2 separate regions of the Mus musculus genome follow, and region 2 is linked to region 1. A link is a loop called in an ENCODE intact Hi-C map of the cell type or tissue named here. Cell type or tissue: gastrocnemius. All regions are shown on one strand. Each heading gives the region's core, and the rest is flanking DNA. Links, peaks and the distances in the headings are about the cores only. Region 1 holds the start of Gnl3 (guanine nucleotide binding protein-like 3 (nucleolar)). Region 2 overlaps Pbrm1 (polybromo 1).

What was found. Peaks named below come from ENCODE experiments on the same cell type or tissue, not always from the same donor. Only the 100,000 strongest peaks of a DNase experiment are listed, where the experiment ranks them.
Region 2: it touches region 1 in a loop (2.3-fold over the local background); 9 of 42 quality-filtered maps call a loop at or near these places.

What each region holds. Positions count from the first base shown.
Region 1 is chr14:31,017,489-31,020,401 of GRCm38, forward strand. It overlaps Gnl3 (guanine nucleotide binding protein-like 3 (nucleolar)), which reads right to left and starts at 1,643. Exons shown (of 15, transcript NM_153547.6): 1 at 1,441-1,643; 2 at 320-378. The coding sequence starts at 1,453. It overlaps Pbrm1 (polybromo 1), which reads left to right and starts at 1,650. Exons shown (of 33, transcript NM_001081251.1): 1 at 1,650-1,805. RefSeq lists an enhancer at 2,353-2,381. In gastrocnemius, for the core only: a CTCF peak has its summit at 537 (motif pointing right); DNase peaks (open chromatin) are centred at 1,622 and 1,929; H3K4me3 peaks cover 2,500 bases; H3K27ac peaks cover 2,438 bases.
Region 2 is chr14:31,071,229-31,074,141 of GRCm38, forward strand. The region is part of intron 19 of Pbrm1 (polybromo 1); the gene reads left to right. Among named protein-coding and RNA genes, the nearest start is that of Pbrm1, 54 kb to the left of the region's middle. In gastrocnemius, for the core only: no CTCF peak of the experiment used is centred there; no DNase peak of the experiment used is centred there.

The DNA.
Region 1 (2,913 bases), core at 197-2,696:
CTCGCCCTACAAAAATACATAAGCACTGAGAACTTAGGGAACAAGCCAGCCTATCCGCAATTTATAATGGATGTGAAGCACCCTAGAAAAGCAGAACTTCAACTGGAACTATACAGGGAATTAACATGTACACAAAAAACAGAAAAGTGTTGCAGCTCTCTGTAAAGATGCCAGTGTGCTAGCTTGAGGCTTTCGTTTACCCTGTACTTTCCCACAGCTGCAGTCTGTCCAATCCTATACCATGACAAGAGCCTTCCCCACAGAGATGAAGAAAGCCATGTTAGCACCCCACTTGCTATGGGCCTCACAGAACACTTACCTTTTTTTGAATTTTATATCGCTTATGGCAGGTCATACGTTTACTCGCTTTCTTTAACTCTGCCAAAACAAAGAAAGAGAAAGACTGCACACATGAGCAGTGAGTGTTTTAAATTTCTCACATCACCTATATGGATGTTTTGCCCTCTCTTGTCAGCAGACCAACCACGTGCATGTAGTGTTCTTGCAAAGGAAGCCACAAGAGGGCTTCATCACTTGTCCTTCTACAGACAGCATGGAGCTGCCACGTGGGCTGGGACAACCCTGGGTCTTCACTCCATACCCAAAATGTTTCATTTACTTATTTTGTGTGTAGGTCTGAAAGCAATTTCCAGGAGTCAGTTCTACCTATCATATGAGTTTGAACTCTTGACAGTAAGGCTTAGTGGCAAGTGTTTATAGCCATATTCCTGGCCCTCAAGAGATTGTTTTATCAGGCCATGGGGGCCTACAACAATAAGGCTATCCCGGGCAACATAGATCTTGCCTCAACCGTCCCTGCAAAGTTATGCAGGGTATTTAATGGAAATCACACCACAACGCCAGTCAATTCGACTCGGTGGACCCACAATGGAAGCAGCTTCTAGAGGAAAGCACTACAAATATCAAGGTTTCTTTCTTTATTTTTATTTTTTCGAGACAGGGTTTCTCTGTGTAGCCCTGGCTGTCCTGGTAGACCAGGCTGGCCTCGATCTCAGAAATTCGCCTGCCTCTGCCTCCCAAGTGCTGGGATTAAAGGCGTGCGCCAACACGGCCAGGCTCTTTTTTTAATTTTTAAGCCATGGTTTCAGTATACAGCCCAGGCTGGCTGCAAACTTTCTATCTTACTGCGTCATCCTTCGTGTACATGATTAGGGCGCGTGCCACCAAGGCCGAAAGACCATGGTTCTGAATAGTTCTAGGAAAACGGCAGGCTCGAAAAGAGGCTCAAACACGTTAATCACAGAAATCTGGCTCGGTTTTCCTCTCAAGGGCTTAGCTCTCCTGCTATACAACAGGCCAAATTTGGGTCTGGGCCTTCTAAGCATCAGATCTACGCGGAACTCATCAATGGCCTATGGAGAGTCCTCTCCCTCCAGCCACAAAGCACCACCCGCGCGTTTCGCTCCCGACCCCACTCACTAGGCCTCTTCATCCTGGCCGCGGACGCTTCAGGAGCAGAGGAGGTCTCGGGATCACCACGACTTCTCGGGCGCCACGTGCGAACTGGAACTGCGGTTCAACGTCACGCGCTCCAGGACCTGCCGGAAAGTGTGTCGGGGCCGGGCCGAGTGCGCGCGCACACACATACACTGTCGCGCCGAGCCGGGCTCGCCTGGCGGCCACAGGTTGGATTTACGGCAGCACTGGGAGGGGTGAGGGCGGTGAGGGCGGCGGGTGCCGGAGAGACGGCCGCGGCCAGAGGAGCGCTAGCAGCCGTGGCGGCCACGGGGCGGGGCTCGGCGGTCGGGGACCGCAGCCGGGGCTGCAGGCGGCGGAGCGGCGGGGTAAGGCCGGGCCCGGGGCGGGCGGGGCCGCCCCTCCTCGGCCGGCTGCCGGGCCTTTGTGTCGGCCCGGGCGGGCGGGCGGGCGGGCGGGAGTCGCGGCGGAGGCCCCGCCCCGTGGTGCGGACGCGCTGGTCGGGCAGGGCGCGGGGCGGGGCGCGGCACGGCACGGCGGCGGGGCCTCGGGACAGGGCCCAGCAGCCCGGCCGCACCTGCCGCCGGGACAAAGGCAGAGCAGGGCCCGGAAACTCCCTTCGCTGCTCTTTCCCGCCCGTCGCGGGCCGCCTTCAAAGCTGTCAACGTTTCCTTTAGCCCCAGAACCAGTGACAGGTCGGGCGAACTCTTCTTTTCCTCCGCCTCTCAAGGCCTCTTTTTTTTTTTTTTTTTTTTTTTTTTTTTTTTTTTTTTTTTGGTTTCTTGTGCGTTCGGCAAAAAACTCCCTATTGAGTTTTTGTTTTTGTTTTTTTCTTTCCCAATGATCGCCCAAACGGAATATTTTTTTGTTTTTGTCAGAGAGACTTACTTATTTACAGGCTAGGTACTTAAGCTTCTCATTTGTACCGTCACGACGAGTTGAGTTTTTGTAAACTGTATTTTCTGGTTTTAAAAGTATTTTCCGTTTCAAAATTTTGTTTTCTGAAGAAGTGAGTCTTATTTTAAGAAAATTTGATATCAAAGGGGGGACAAAAATATAAAATTCCTGGAAAACAAATGACAAATACACAATAGACCGGATGTAGGAATTCGAGGACTAACTATAGAAGCGTATGGTGGAATATGCTATCTTAATCCAAACTTTTCAAAACTTACTGTAGGAGCCAGGCACAGTAGAAAACACCTGTTCTAGCTCTTGAGTTGGGAGTATCGCAAGTTCCAGTGTACTTGGGTTACATAGTGAGACCTGCCATTAAAACAAAAAAGTGGTTATACGTTTCTTTCTTAACCCATTTGGTAGTAGGCTTTTCCCCCCAAAGTAATTCAGAAGCATATTGGATTCCAGATGTTGAGGAACATAGCTTTTGCTTTAGTAGTTTTTAAGATCCAAAATGAAAGATTGGAAAGTATCCTCGTTTATCTTTGAAGTGGCCTTACTTTGCTGCTAGATTTACCT
Region 2 (2,913 bases), core at 328-2,827, 54 kb after region 1:
AGTTTCTTAAGAAGAATTGATAGGGCTGGTGAGATGGCTTAGCGAGTAAGAGCACTGACTGCTCTTCCGAAGGTCCTGAGTTCAAATCCCAGCAACCACATGGTGGCTCACAACTATCCGTAATGAGCTCCGATGCCCTCTTCTGGTGTGTCTGAAGTCAGCTAGAGTGTACTTATGTATAATAATAAATAAATCTTTTTTAAAAAAGAAGAAGAATTGATAAACCAAATGTAATGGTTTATATCTGAAATCCCAGCTCATGGAACCAGAGATGGAAGGATCTGAATTTTAGGCCAGCCTGAGCTATACAGTGAGAGCTGGTCTCACAAAACCAAAAGAAAGGAAAAAAGAAATAGCTTCAAATCCATCTGTTTAGTGAATTTATCTAATATAAATATTTAGACATTTATCTAGTATATTCACATTAATTTTAGGCATGAATACACATTTAGATGTTTAAGTATTCATTGGTAAATAAATCCATGTGAAATATACACATGTAGATTTCCAGAATAGTCTTCCTTCATCACCACATAACCCCTACCCACCAGTACTACTGACAGTTATGGAATACTAGAATCTGAGCAGTTACAGGCGGCAGTGGATCATTCTCAGCAGCTGGGAACAGCACAGTGCTGAGGCAGGACTGGTGACCAGTGCGTGGGCAGGGTTCCTAAAGAAGCACTCTGGCTCCCTTGCAGGTAAAAAGACTCCATAGGAAGACAAGTACAGAGAAGAGAAGAACTTCTCTTACAAGTTTAATTATTTCTTTTTGCTGAATGTCTGATTTACCTGAAAGGATTACTTAACAATTGAAGGAAATTAGAGTTGGTTGTTTTTCTGTCTTGAATTTTTGCTCTTGCATAGTCAACACCTGGTTTCTCAGGCTAAAAAAAAATTCTTTTTTTTTTTTTTTTTTTTTTTTTTTTTTTAAAAAACAACTAGTTATTTAGTTAGTTTTGAGCACGGTTTCATTGTCTAGCCCTAGGTATCCTGAACTTCCTGTGCCTCTGAGTGCTGGGACTTACAGTGTGCTACACTGCTCATGGCTTCTTAGTATTTTCCTGACAGGGTTTCACTGTTTACTTTTTTCCCGACAGAATGTTTTTGAAATCTATAATTATATTGCAGAAATCTTTAAGAACAACCAAAGCAAAGATTAATAAATTATTTACAATACTTTTTAAATAAACAATTTAAAGTATATGCTTAGTGTTTTATATAAAATTTAATTACATCAGGTAGCCTGATACTATATATCTGCTCTTTCAGTGTAACAGTAATTTACCAAATGTGTATTTTCACTTATAATTTCCACTAAAATTGTAAGCTATTATGAAATTAATTTAATTTTAAGAAAACAAACTTCATCCCAGCACTCGGGAGGCAGAGGCAGGCGGATTTCTGAGTCTGAGGACAGCCAGGGCTACACAGAGAAACCCTGTCTCGAAAAAAAAAAAAAAGAAAGAAAGCAAACTTCAGATATCTTTGGTCAAGAAAGATTTCAAAATCGGTATCTTAGGGAACTCTTCCTTACTTAATTTTGTTTTTATTGCTTTCCCAAAAGTACTAGCATCTTCAGATCCCAGAGCATGTTTCTAGAACCTTTCTAGAACACCCATGTAGGTTATTGGCAGTGTTAATTCTTCATCAGCTCCCATTGTTGACAGGAGAGTCGTCCAAAGTGTATCTGATAACTGGTGCTCAAGTGTCCATGTTTCAAAAGACAGCTGATGGGCCTTGCTTTGTCTGCCATACTCCCCCAGCCAGAAAGTCTGCATAACTGTTAATAATATATTTGCCATTACCCCTGATAACTTACGCCTATAATCCCAACATTTGGAAGGCGGAAGCAGAAAGATCATACAAGTTCATACAAGTTCAGAGCTAACCTAGGCTTCCTACTTTCTTACAGGCCAGTTTGAGTATCAGTAAAACTGTGTCTCAATAAAGCTTATTTTTCATAGCTTCCCAATAACAAGGAAAGAAATTTAGACAAATATTAAATATGACACAAAACTTTTCCCATCTTGGAGTTTTGCATCTACCAATTTCCTCCAAATCAGTTACTTTTGAGAAACTAAATTTAGAGTAACTCTCAGGCCTATACTTGTTAATACACAGAATATTCTCATGCCTTTAAAATTTAGCTTCTGTTCTCAATGAGTCCTGTGAGTCAAGGTAGCAATGCTTTAGGACTAAAAAGAAGAAAGACATTAACCTAAGTCTTTTATCACTTTCTATAAATTGGGTCTAGAGTTAAGAAAATAGATACAGCCAGGTAATAGTGGACCATGCCTTTAATTCCAGCACTCAGGAGGCAGAGGCAGTTAGATCTCATCTTGAATTCACACCACCACCACCCCCAAAAAGAAAAAGAAAATTAATGCAAATTAAGTATTGGATTTGGTCTCAAGAGCAATAGTACAGTTTTTGATTCTGCTAGCTCCTTCTGCCCTGGTTGAATCATAGGCCTATATATCTGACAAATGTAGGAGGCCTTTCCTTTGACATGTGTAAGAAAGGAACATACCTTGAGCAAAAGGAGACACAGACAACTCAGGTACTCAATTGTATGTTTTTTCACTCATTCTTTTGTTTGTTTGTTTTTTGTTTTTGAGACAGGGTCTCTTGTAGGCCAGACTGGCCTCAAACTCACTATGTAAATGGGGATGACTCTGAACTCCTGGTCCTTTTACCTCCACCTTATTTTTTAAAAGATTTATTTATTTTATGTAGAAGAGGACACCAGACCCCATAACAGATGGTTGTGAGCCACCATGTGGTTGCTGGGAGTTGAACTCAGGACCTCTGGAAGAGCAGTCAGTGCTCTTAACCATTGAGCCATCTCTCCAGCCCTTACCTCCACTTTCTAAAAGTGATGGATCACTGACATGTATCACAATGTGTGGC